Linked DNA regions of Mus musculus: region 2 is linked to region 1. Evidence: chromatin loops called from intact Hi-C (ENCODE). Cell type or tissue: heart. All regions are shown on one strand. Each heading gives the region's core, and the rest is flanking DNA. Links, peaks and the distances in the headings are about the cores only. Region 1 overlaps Celf2 (CUGBP, Elav-like family member 2). Region 2 holds the start of Gm52546 (a long non-coding RNA gene).

Region 1 (5,376 bases), core at 118-5,117:
GAAACTGTAAGACCATTTGAGTATTGTTTCTGTTTTATTGATGCATTTGGATTTTGTTGTTTGATGGAATTTGAGCCAAAAAACAAAAATGCAGGCTTTCCTATTTCTACAACTGATTGTACTTACGCATTTTGTACCAGTGGGATTTTTTATACTGGAGATTAAAAAAAAATGGAAATTTTTGTGGCTTACTCTTGTGGGCCCCCTGACAATGACTGATTTCAAGTTTGATTTCTGGTTGATAGGAAGAAAGTTGCTTTTCCTTTAAGAATTAAAAACTTTGGCTTGATTTCTTTTTTTCCCTTTGCTTATATCTAGCATTAGAATTTTGTCTTAAAATACAGCGGTAAGTTTCACTCTTTATTCTGTACTGTGCAGTTACACAATAAGATAATTAGATTTAGAAGTACTCAGTCACTTTAAGTGGATAAATGTATTAGTTAAACTTTAGGAGTTTGCTTTTTTGCTGTTTAGATCGAAGTTTTTTCTGACCCTTCTGTCCTCATTGTGAACATAACCGTGTAGTTGAAACAGTCAGACTTATTTTTGTAATGTATGTTATTGTGTGATGCGGTTTTTTGCTTCTGTCTCCAATATTAAACCATTTTCCTAATACTTGTTTCTCTCTCTGCGTGTTGTATTGTTGGTAATCATTCTGTGTTGGTGACACATCTACACAACCTCACTGTTGCACGTATCTGTTCTTTTCTTTATGTTGTGTAAAAAGATACAGTCGATTCCACCTAAGTGAATATCTGATTTGGGACACGAAGAAACTACACATCCCACCTCTGGTTCATCCACAGCCTACCCCTGACTGATGCTTCCAAGACAATACGCCTTTCCCTCTGATCCCTCTAGGACCGCCTAGAGGGCTACACTTGGCAAGGCATTTTATGGTCTTTTGACCACACATGTTCTTTCCTCTCCCCTCCCTCCTATCCACAGTTCCTAACATCCGTGAAGTCTCTCCTATAAACCTTAAGAGGGACAGAAGCAGTAGACCCAGGGCTTCTTCATCTACCTTCAGGTACGAAGTCTCATGACTACAGTCAGGGTTAGAGAGGGTTAGAAAGCCCTTATAAAAGAGGCACACCCTCAGGGAGAGGTAAAATAAAGCCAGCTGGCCAACAGCGGGCAGCTAAAAACCATTAAGCTTAGGTGTGTGCTGCACTGATCAATGGGTATGTATAGAAGTGCATTTCTATTCGCTCATCAATTTAATCCAGGAGTAGCTTCAATTATTACCACTCACAGAAGTGGGAAGACTTCCAGGTATTCAATGAGGGAGGTGGGGAGAATTCTGCTCAAGTCCTTGCTGTCTGTTTACAAAGGGGAGCTCAGAATGCCATAGGTCCATTGTCGTCCCCCCTCCCCCTCCCCCCCCCCCACCGCAGTAGACACAGGATAGGAAGGAGATGTGCTCTCACTGTACCCAACCCCTGATCAGAGAAGAACTGCCCCACTGCCCATGCTGTGACAAGCCCTCCCCGCTCTACTGTCTACTTGCTCAGGAGTCTGGCTGCCCTCAAAGAGTATTTCCCATGGCTATCTGCTCCCTTCTCTTCTCGCCCGTGCCAGGACACCTGAGCTGGTGTCAGCGAAAGCTCTGGCTGCCCACCCTCTGGTTTCAGCTGGCCCCTCAGGCCCCTTTCTTCAGTCAGGTCAACAACCATGGGCCTACCAAACAGAAGAAAGGTGGCTCTTTCCCTAGGCCAAACCTCTCACTGGGCATGAGGTTCCGAGCCCTGCTCCTACTCTGACAAAAGCTGATTCCTAGTGACACCTGTGCTGGCTTTCTCAGGGCGGGGCCTGCTTGCTCAGTTGCCTCTGAAAGGCCACTGCTTCACTAGTGAGGGAAGACCAAAGTGTGGTTTCTTTTTCTTTTCTGGAGGAATGGGCGGCATCAGGGAGGGAAGGCCTGGGAAAGAGGATGGTAAAATTTGTTCCAAGATGTGTTTCTTTTTGAAATCCTAATATGACCACCATTCAGCACAGGGCATGATGTTCGCGCACTGAAAGACAAACTGGGCTTTTCTACCGAAGACACAAAGGCTCGGTCCTGTAAGCACTTGTGACTATAAAGTCAGCCGCTGCTTAAATTCACACTCAGCGTTTATTTTTTGTGTAACTCCCACCATGGTTGTGAGCAGGTCTGCCCATGCACAGGCCACCATGAGAAGCCAGACAACTGTCAGCATTCACTGGCTGATGGAAGCCATATGCCTGCCAGGCCGAAGCAATGGGGTGTGATCTGCAGGCTCGTAGCTAGCAGGCTAGGCAATGCAGTGAACACAAGCGGACCATGCATCGTTCCTGATAAGTGAATAAAACACTGTGGCCAGACAATCAGCTTATTCACTTATCAGGAATCGACTGTTCTACTAATTCACTGGTTTTGTTTTTCATTCTGTTGTAGTTCACTATTTTTGCTGTGTTCTGTTTTTTTTTCCTCTCATGCTTGGGCAAATTCACTGGAGATATTACCTTCATGTGACCATGAACCGTTTCTATCGAGTGAAAATGGTATCTTAACAAAATCTATGCACTTGCTATCAGGAACACAATACTGGATGTGTCTTATATATATTGAACTATATAGTACTCGATTTCTTAAATAAAGCTTAAGAAAGGATTTGTGTGCAAAGTGAATGTGATTCTTTCTCAAAGCAGTGTCTTTAAGGGGTATTGTTCATTTAAGTCTTCAATGATATAGGATATTTTTCATTAAAATTATAGCATTGTCTTTATGAATTAATATTCAATAAATGGACTTTGGAAACAAAAAAAGTGAAGGGGGAAGTTCTTCTGAGTACATTTTAGCAAGGGCCTGGAGACCTGTCTTTTTGGTGGCTGTGGCTAAACTCTAGCCAAGTGCTGTGTGCAACAAAGCAAAACAAACAAACAAAAAAACACAATCCTTTCACCTCCCAAGACCACTAGAAAGTACCTATCTGCATCCTAGCCTAGAAAGCCCACTGCCTTCTGAATGTGTAATCTCCTTGGGCTCTGAAGAAAGGGACAATAGAGGGATGCAGGCCACTAATGGCAGCGTGTGGGTCAGATGAGGTGACACTAAAGCCATTTTCTGTGGAGGACATGAGCAGTTCTATTCTGGACGACAGAATGAGGAACAGCAGAGCAAGCGTTTGATCATTCTGGGTGAGATGGTAAGATTTCAAAGTCACTCCTTGCGAGAGGGAGCAGGCCTGAGTTTGCAGGCTTTCCAGGAAGGCCTGCTGCTTGGCCCTTTGAGAGGATTTTGACTTTTTCTACAGGCTTGCAGTTTGAAAAAAATGGCATTTCTATTGGATCTCTCCACCTTGGAGCATTTTAAGTTAAATTTGTTTCACTTTCTTGCATATGAGTCTAAGAAAAACTAAATATCTGCCTGCACAATGGCACAGGCATCTATCTAATCCTTTATGAAACAGATCTTACCCTTTATGGGGAACAGAAACTCTTCTTCCATTCTCTGTCTCTTCCCACCTCAAATTTCCAATTTCTAAACCTGTAACACACCCCAAAACTGAATGCTTGTTGTCAGAGGCCAGGGTCAGGTACATGTTGTCAAATCAAGGGAGGGGCTTGATAACCTCCCCTTGGTGGCACCGTGCTGTCTAAAAGAGGTAACATTGAAAACATTGGTGTGCTGGATCTGGGCTCAGCCATTAAGAGCTGGCCATTCTTTTAAGACCATGTCCAAGGCCATAGGCAGGAGAGCTGTAAGCCTCAGCAGCACAAGAGACATGCAAGCTAGCACATTCCCCTCTCAGTAGGTCAGCAACCCGGAGTCTGGAGTGTTCCAGGCCTGGGAATTCAGGGTGCAACAGTTGTCTCTGAGTTGATCAGTGCCAGGAGCTGCTTCATGGGGAACAATGACATTTTCTTTAGCCTTACTGATGGTCACTAAACCAGCCTGGTATCAGCTTCTCCTTGATGCTTCAGAGGGATATGTTTAAGACAAAAATGTGTGTCTATAAACAGAACACACACAGGCACTGTGTCCTGTAATGAGTCACCTTAGCTTAAGTCCCACATAAGGATCTCCAAGTGTGGATTTGCTGGAGAGCCCAGTTTGAATGCCAGCTCTCTCACTAATTACTGTTGTAGCCTGTGTGTGTTTTAATTTCACCATTAACATAACAAGGTGAAACTACCTAGTATATGTGAGCACACTCAAAACAGTTGGATTTCAACATAACTGTTCAGTAAGACTCAATGAATGAATAAATAGCAGCACAGTCAAAGCTTGGCACTCTGCTTGCTGTCCTCTCAGGCATGCCTAGAGCCTCTCAAGGCTCTCCCTGGGTTTCATGGGTAACTCAGTCATGGCTGGCTAGAATCTACAGTCTTTTCATCTGAAAAGACTGTACTACCAAGTCCTAGAACAGATATTTCCCCTTCCTAAGAAATTGTCCAAAGGTGACAACTGTCCCCATGAAGCCAGCAGGCTGCTTAGGACCTGAGACAGCAAATTAACACATTATTCTCACACCAAGCTCCTCCCAGCTCTTCCAGTTTGTAGCCAACACGGAAAAGACAAGGTCACCTGTAGGTCTGCCTCTCAGGGACTTGCAGATTCTAGACCTTTCCAAGGCAAATTGATATCTTTAGCAACAACCAGGCTAGGTTTGTGTGTGATCGTGCTGGGGAGAGCAAAGGTGGGTCTCAGAAGTACAGAGAGAGCTGAGTGGAGTGCGCGCTATGTCATCCTAATTAACCAAAAATGCTCTGTTTCTGTTGTTTTACTGAGCACCATGTCATGTTTCATTTAGAAAGCCAATTTTGTTAGTCAAAGCACACATAAGTTACTGCTTGGCCACAGAGTAACTGACAGCAGCTTTTCACTACACGTGGAGCCTCCTTCATCTCCCTGTAAAACTTGGTAATACAGCACAGCATCTGCTAGTCACCAGGTACTGAGCACATGTGCGTGCCTGTCTCCCGGCAAGATGCATGCTCTCTAAGGGAAGGGACCAGCTCTTATCCTCCCTGTATCAGTGCCTCATACAGAGCCTGGTGATCATGGAGGCAGGGAAAGAGGATGGGTCAGAGGGCAGACAGGATGGATGCAGGAATGTGGCCAATGATTTGACTGGGATGATAGCAAAGCATTCTTTGTTAGATGGGAAATAACCCAGGAAATTCATAGAGAAAGAGGTCTGACTGGAATGGGTTGAGGATGATAGAAATTAAAAGCCTCATAGCAAAAGTCAGGAACCACTTTGGGAGGCCTAAGACAGAAGTGATAATGAGGAAGAATAATTGTGCTTGTGAGCCCCAAATATGCAGGAAGAAACTTCCCTCTGAGTCCTTAGGCACTGAGTCCTCAATGGCAGGATATGCCTGTAAATGGTTCAAATCCACCTTGGT
Region 2 (5,376 bases), core at 161-5,160, 61 kb after region 1:
GCCCTTGTAAAAGGAAACCTCTGCCTCTACTAATCAATGGCTTCCTATAGCCTCCTTCCCCAGACCTTGGCTGCCACTCCACACTCCGGGGATCTCCTGTGAGTGAAATTCCAGTGTTTGTCTTTTTGTAATGCGTTTATTTCTCTTGGCATCCTATCTTCAAGGATCATCCACATGATGGCCAAGTATTAGAGTCTTCTTTTTTCTAGGTTAAATAGTAGCCTGTTGTGTGGCTGTCTTGTGTCTACTGCTGCACCCAGAACCACATGGGAGACACCTTGCACTAAAGGGATGATTTCAATGAAATAATCTATTTGGAGCATTCTTCGAGGCAATACAAAGCCTTTTAGAAACACTAGCCACGTCTCCGGAGAGACTCCACCAGAGCCTGACAAATACAAAGGCGGAAGCTTGCAGCCAACCATTCAACTGAGTGTGGGGTCCCCGATGGAGAATTGGAGAAGAGACTAAAGGAGCTGAGGGGGTTTGCAGCCCCATGGGGGTATCAACAATGTAAACAGGCCAGACACCCCCAGAGATCATGAGGACTTGACCACCAACCAAAGACTACAATGGAGGGACCCATGGCTCCAGCTTCATATGTGGCAGAGTGTCTTAGTCAGGGTTTCTAGTCCTGCACAAACATCATGACCAAGAAGCAAGTTGGGGAGGGAAGGGTTTATTCAGTTTACACTTCCACATTGCTGTTCATCACCAAGGAAGTCAGGACTGGGACTCAAACAGGTCAGGAAGCAGGAGCTGATGCAGAGGCCATGGAGGGATGTTACTTACTGGCTTGCTTCCCCTGGCTTGCTCAGCCTGCTCCCTTATAGAACCAAGACTACCAGCCCAGAGATGGTCCCACCCACAAGGGGCCTTCCCCCCTTGATCACTAACTGAGAAAATGCCTTACAGCTGGATCTCATGGAGGCATTTCCCCAACTGAAGCTCCTTTCTCTGTGATAACTCTAGTCTGTGTCAAGTTGACACAAACTAGCCAGTTCACAGCCTCTCTGAAGAGTTCACAGAGGATGGACTTGTCGGACATCAGTAGGAGGAGAGGCCCTTGGGAATGCCAGGGCAGGAAGGCAGGAGTGGGTAGGTGGGGGAGCACCTTTATAGAGGCAGAAGGAGGGGGCATAGGATAGGGAGTTTCCAAAGGGGAGATCTGGAAAGAAGAAAATATTTGAAATGTAAATAAAGAAAATATCCAGTAAAAAAAAGAAAAGGAAGAAAAGAGAAGAGAAAAAAAGAAAAGAGAAAAAAAGAAAAGAAAAGAAAAAAGAAAGGAAAGGAAAGGAAAGGAAAGGAAAAGAAAAGAAAAGAAAAGAAAAGAAAAGAAAAGAAAAGAAAAGAAAAGAAAAGAAAAGAGAAACAGTAGCCATTGCCATGACCAGGCACTGACATTCTAAATCTACTCCTGTGGGGCTTGGGAATGTGAGGCCACACTTTCTCTCGTGTACACACAGAGCTGAATAGACACCACTAGTCAGGGTTTGACATCACCCGTGATGATATTCTGAGTTTATACCTGAAAGATGCCCACCCCTGCCTGGCGAGAAGGCTGTCTGAGGATCTGCTTCTAGGAGACAGGTGGGTCTGCCCTGTCACTTTCTGGAGACAAGCAGAGGTGAGAACTCCCGGCTTACCAGCTGGCCTTGGTGGCCTTGGCTTTCCTTGGGAATCCCCTGCTTCCCCACAACAGAGTCACAGCTCAGAAGACAAAAGGCAGCAGAGGCATCCATCAGCATGACATAAACAGCAGAGAAGGAAATGGAGGGGCAGAGGAGCCGCTCACCTATGACACTCACACTCCCATTCCATACCTGCAGAAAGCCGGGGGCTTTAAATGGGCCATTTGTCATTTCAGGAACAAGAAGCCACTTGCAATATCTCTTTGAAGAGGTTACAGATTAAGATTTAGTATCCTAAACATGCGCAGCCATCTCCCTTGCTCTCTCCTCTCTTCTCCTCTTCCTCCCCTCCCTCCCTTCTTCCTTCCCTCCCTCCTTTCTTCCTTCCTGTTTTCATATGTGAGTGTGTGTGTGTGTGTGTGTGTGTGTGTGTGTGTGTGTGTGTGTGTGTATACATATGGAAGCCAGAAGAAAACTTTCAGGGGTTGCCTCTCATGAGCCGTCCACCTTGTCATTTGAAACAGCGTCGTCTTTATCTTGCTTGGGGCTTGCTACCCGGCCTGGCTGCACAGTGAGCACCGGCCTCCTCCTCCTGCTTCCCCAGTACTGGGATAACAAGCGCATGAGTCTGCCCCCGGCTTTGTTTACATGCTTATACTCTAGGACTTCTCCAACCGAGCCAAGGCTCCAGCCCCCAGCACCCCATCTTTCTTGTCACGTGTTCATGGCAAAAAGCCAGGCCCCAGGATGGCCCCGTACCAGATGTCCTCCCTGTGGCAGCACGGAGGCATTGGCAGCTGTTATGAACCCCTGGGAGGGCCAGGAGGGAGCACGGGAAGGAAGGAAGCTGTTAAACCTTTCCACAAAAAAAGCCAAGAACATCTAACCTCTGAGTGGAGCCTCATAGTCTGAACGTTTGACGGGGCTTGCTCCATCTTCTGCTGCCATATTTGGACAGCTCAGCCCAGCAGCCTTTGAAACAAAATAATAATCGACAGAAGAGAGTCTGGGCCTTGCCAGCTGGGAAAACACAAGAGCTCCCCTTCAGAGGAAATCGGGCCTGTCTATTAGCAGGTCAGGGACCTCGCCCTGCTAGCATTTCTGTCCCTTCTGCCTCATCAAGACATCTGACAAGGGTGACACCCTCTGCTTTCACCCTGACAGGGAAGAGGCTGTCGATGTGCCCACCCTCCTGCTGAATGGTGTTTTGCAGATGATCCTGAATACCACAGTGATTACAATAAGTAATAAAAGAGGCAAAACACCGTTACTTCTGTCTTGATACAAAAGGAGCAAATTACATGGAAACCGGAAACATCAGCCAAGCACACAAACAGAATGAGTCACACAGGACTTCCTCCACGAGCACTGTTCCTGTGAGGCTGCAAACCCTCGGGTCCACGTGAGTGCTTACGCATGTGTGCGTGATGTCTTCAGGCAAGTGTGCGTGTCGGCAAAGACGTCTTGATGAGTAAACACTTCGACTTAAAGTAGATGTCAGCTGTCAAGATAAGCCAAGATGCTATGAGATTTCACCCGTTTGAAGAAGGTCTGGTAGCTTCCATGTCTTCGGTAGGATTTTCCAGTACTCCACCAAACAGATTATGGAATCTGTTGTAAAAGCTGGGGATGCTGCAGACCCTGTAGAGAATCACGAGATAAGATCCAGCAACAGAGACTAGAAAGCATTGCTTACCCGGCACAGGGCCCGGGCCAGGGCCAGCAACAGGGTCTCTGCAGGACACTTGGTGGGCACTGATTCATATGGTTCAAGAAACCAGGTCTCCTCATGGCCTTTCTGTCACTCCTTCCAGCTCTCTGGGCCCAAGAGAGGTGAATCCCAGGTCACAGGGGAGATAGTGACAGGGAGGGAAAGAGGAAAAGGGGTGAGTTAGCACTTGTTGGCTGTGATTCTAGAGACTTCAACACTTTCTCCGCAGCTCCTCCTGGGCATGGCTGAGATGACAAGAGGAGACAACTAGAACCTTCCCTTCTTTATTATATTCTCTCATCCTCAAAAAGAAGAGGGTGATGGGGACAGAGGGCAACAGGCAGTGGGACGCAGTAGAGCCAGCCAGGCATCATCTTTTCTAACACAGGAATGTGCTCATCTTATATGATTGGTGTGGCACCGTGCTGCCTTCCTGAGGAGCCCACTCTCTCTCACTGCATCATGAAGAAAGGCTTGGGAGGGAGGGAGGGGGCTCAGTGGAGGAACGCTTGCTTGCCTTGCACATGCAAACCCCAGTTCAGTATCTCCAGAGCCAGAAGGAAACTCCTCACATGCTAGGCACATGAAGAAAACAGATCACAAAGATATTTTTCAAAGCATTAAACAGACTTCTTTTTGAAGAAGCTTTACTGAGGTATAACTAATGTCTTTATTTCTGTGTGTAGTGTGTGTGTGATGCACGCACATGACTGTGCATGGACATGCACCCATAAATGCACGTGTGCTCACCAGAGCAGGACACCATGTGTCTTTTCTATTGTGCTCATTCTTACCGACTCCACACAGGGTCTCTCACCAGATAAGAGGCTCTGGACTCAGCTAGGCTAGCTGGACAAGCACTCTGGAGGTTTGGCTGTCTCTGGTCCCCAGGGCTGGGTTTAGAGCCACACAAAGCTACCACCAGTTAACTCCCCAAATGCAAGCACTTAATGTACAGATGACTACAGACATGTTTGCTTCGTTCGTGACGATCTCACTGAATCCAAGGTAACAGACATCATCTCCATCACCTCAAAACTCCCGTGTACCCTCTGTGGGTTTATTGTTTCATTTGTGTGTTTGTTTGCTTACTGTTGTTGTTTGGGGTTTTGTTTTTGTTGTTGTTGTTTTTGCTTTTTTTTCTTTCTTCTTTGGTGGTAACCAAATCTTGCCTCGACCTCACCAAGCCTTGGGATTTCAGTCATGTGACAGCACATCTGGCTTCCTCATAATTGCCACACTATTAGCCACACAACTGAAAGTCAGGCCAACTGGGAGTAACACTCCCGACTCCACCCCACCCCACCCCCTGCTTCTCACCCTCAACCCCAGGCAACCACGCTGTAGTATGCACTTCTGTGGGTTTATTTAAATACTTTGGACAGCAGGATCTACCCCTCTGTGACTCGCTCATCTCACTTAGCCTCTTGATTTCCAGGTTCTTCTGAGTTGACAAAAGCATCCAGGCTTCTGTCTTTTTAAGGGTTAACTAGGCCGGAGTGTGTGTGTGTTCTGCACTGCCATTACCTAGTCACCTCTCATGGGCTTGAGCAACAATGCACTGGTCATGGAAGGACAAATATCTCTTCAAGATAGTAGGTTTAAACCACATGGTGGTCCACACCTTTAATCCCAACATTTGGAAGGCAGAGACAGACGGATCTCTGACACTTAGACCAATTTGGTCTACAGAATGAGTTTCAGGAGAGCCAGGGCCACACAGAGAAACCCTGTCCCAAAATACAGGAACAAACAAACAAAACCCCAATTTATTTTATTTTATTCTCTCTATAAACATACACACACACACACACATGTATATATGTATGTATGTATGCATGTATGTATGTATACCCAGGACTGGGGTTGTTGGATCATATGATGGCTCTGTGGTTTGGTTTTGGTTTTGTTTTGTTTTGTTTTGTTTTGTTTTGTTTTACAGTCTCTATGCTGTTTCCCACAATGGCCACATCATTTTACCTTCCCACTGACAAGTGTTCCTGGACATCTTCACCCGCACCTGCTCCAGTT

What was found. A loop is a pair of places that touch in the nucleus more often than their neighbours do. Peaks named below come from ENCODE experiments on the same cell type or tissue, not always from the same donor. Only the 100,000 strongest peaks of a DNase experiment are listed, where the experiment ranks them.
Region 2: a loop joins it to region 1, with 2.1 times the contacts of the local background. A loop is called at or near these places in 6 of 42 quality-filtered maps.

Annotation. Positions count from the first base shown.
Region 1 is chr2:6,537,108-6,542,483 of GRCm38, reverse strand. Celf2 (CUGBP, Elav-like family member 2) reads left to right here. Exons shown (of 14, transcript NM_001110228.1): 14 at 1-2,790. Among named protein-coding and RNA genes, the nearest start is that of Gm52546, 62 kb to the right of the region's middle. In heart, for the core only: no CTCF peak of the experiment used is centred there; a DNase peak (open chromatin) is centred at 2,203; H3K27ac peaks cover 810 bases.
Region 2 is chr2:6,476,140-6,481,515 of GRCm38, reverse strand. It overlaps Gm13391 (a long non-coding RNA gene), which reads right to left. Exons shown (of 3, transcript XR_373980.2): 3 at 2,897-3,275. It overlaps Gm52546 (a long non-coding RNA gene), which reads left to right and starts at 3,424. Exons shown (of 3, transcript XR_003953993.1): 1 at 3,424-4,353; 2 at 5,288-5,376. In heart, for the core only: a CTCF peak has its summit at 2,402; DNase peaks (open chromatin) are centred at 1,695, 2,375, 3,035 and 3,395; H3K27ac peaks cover 2,153 bases.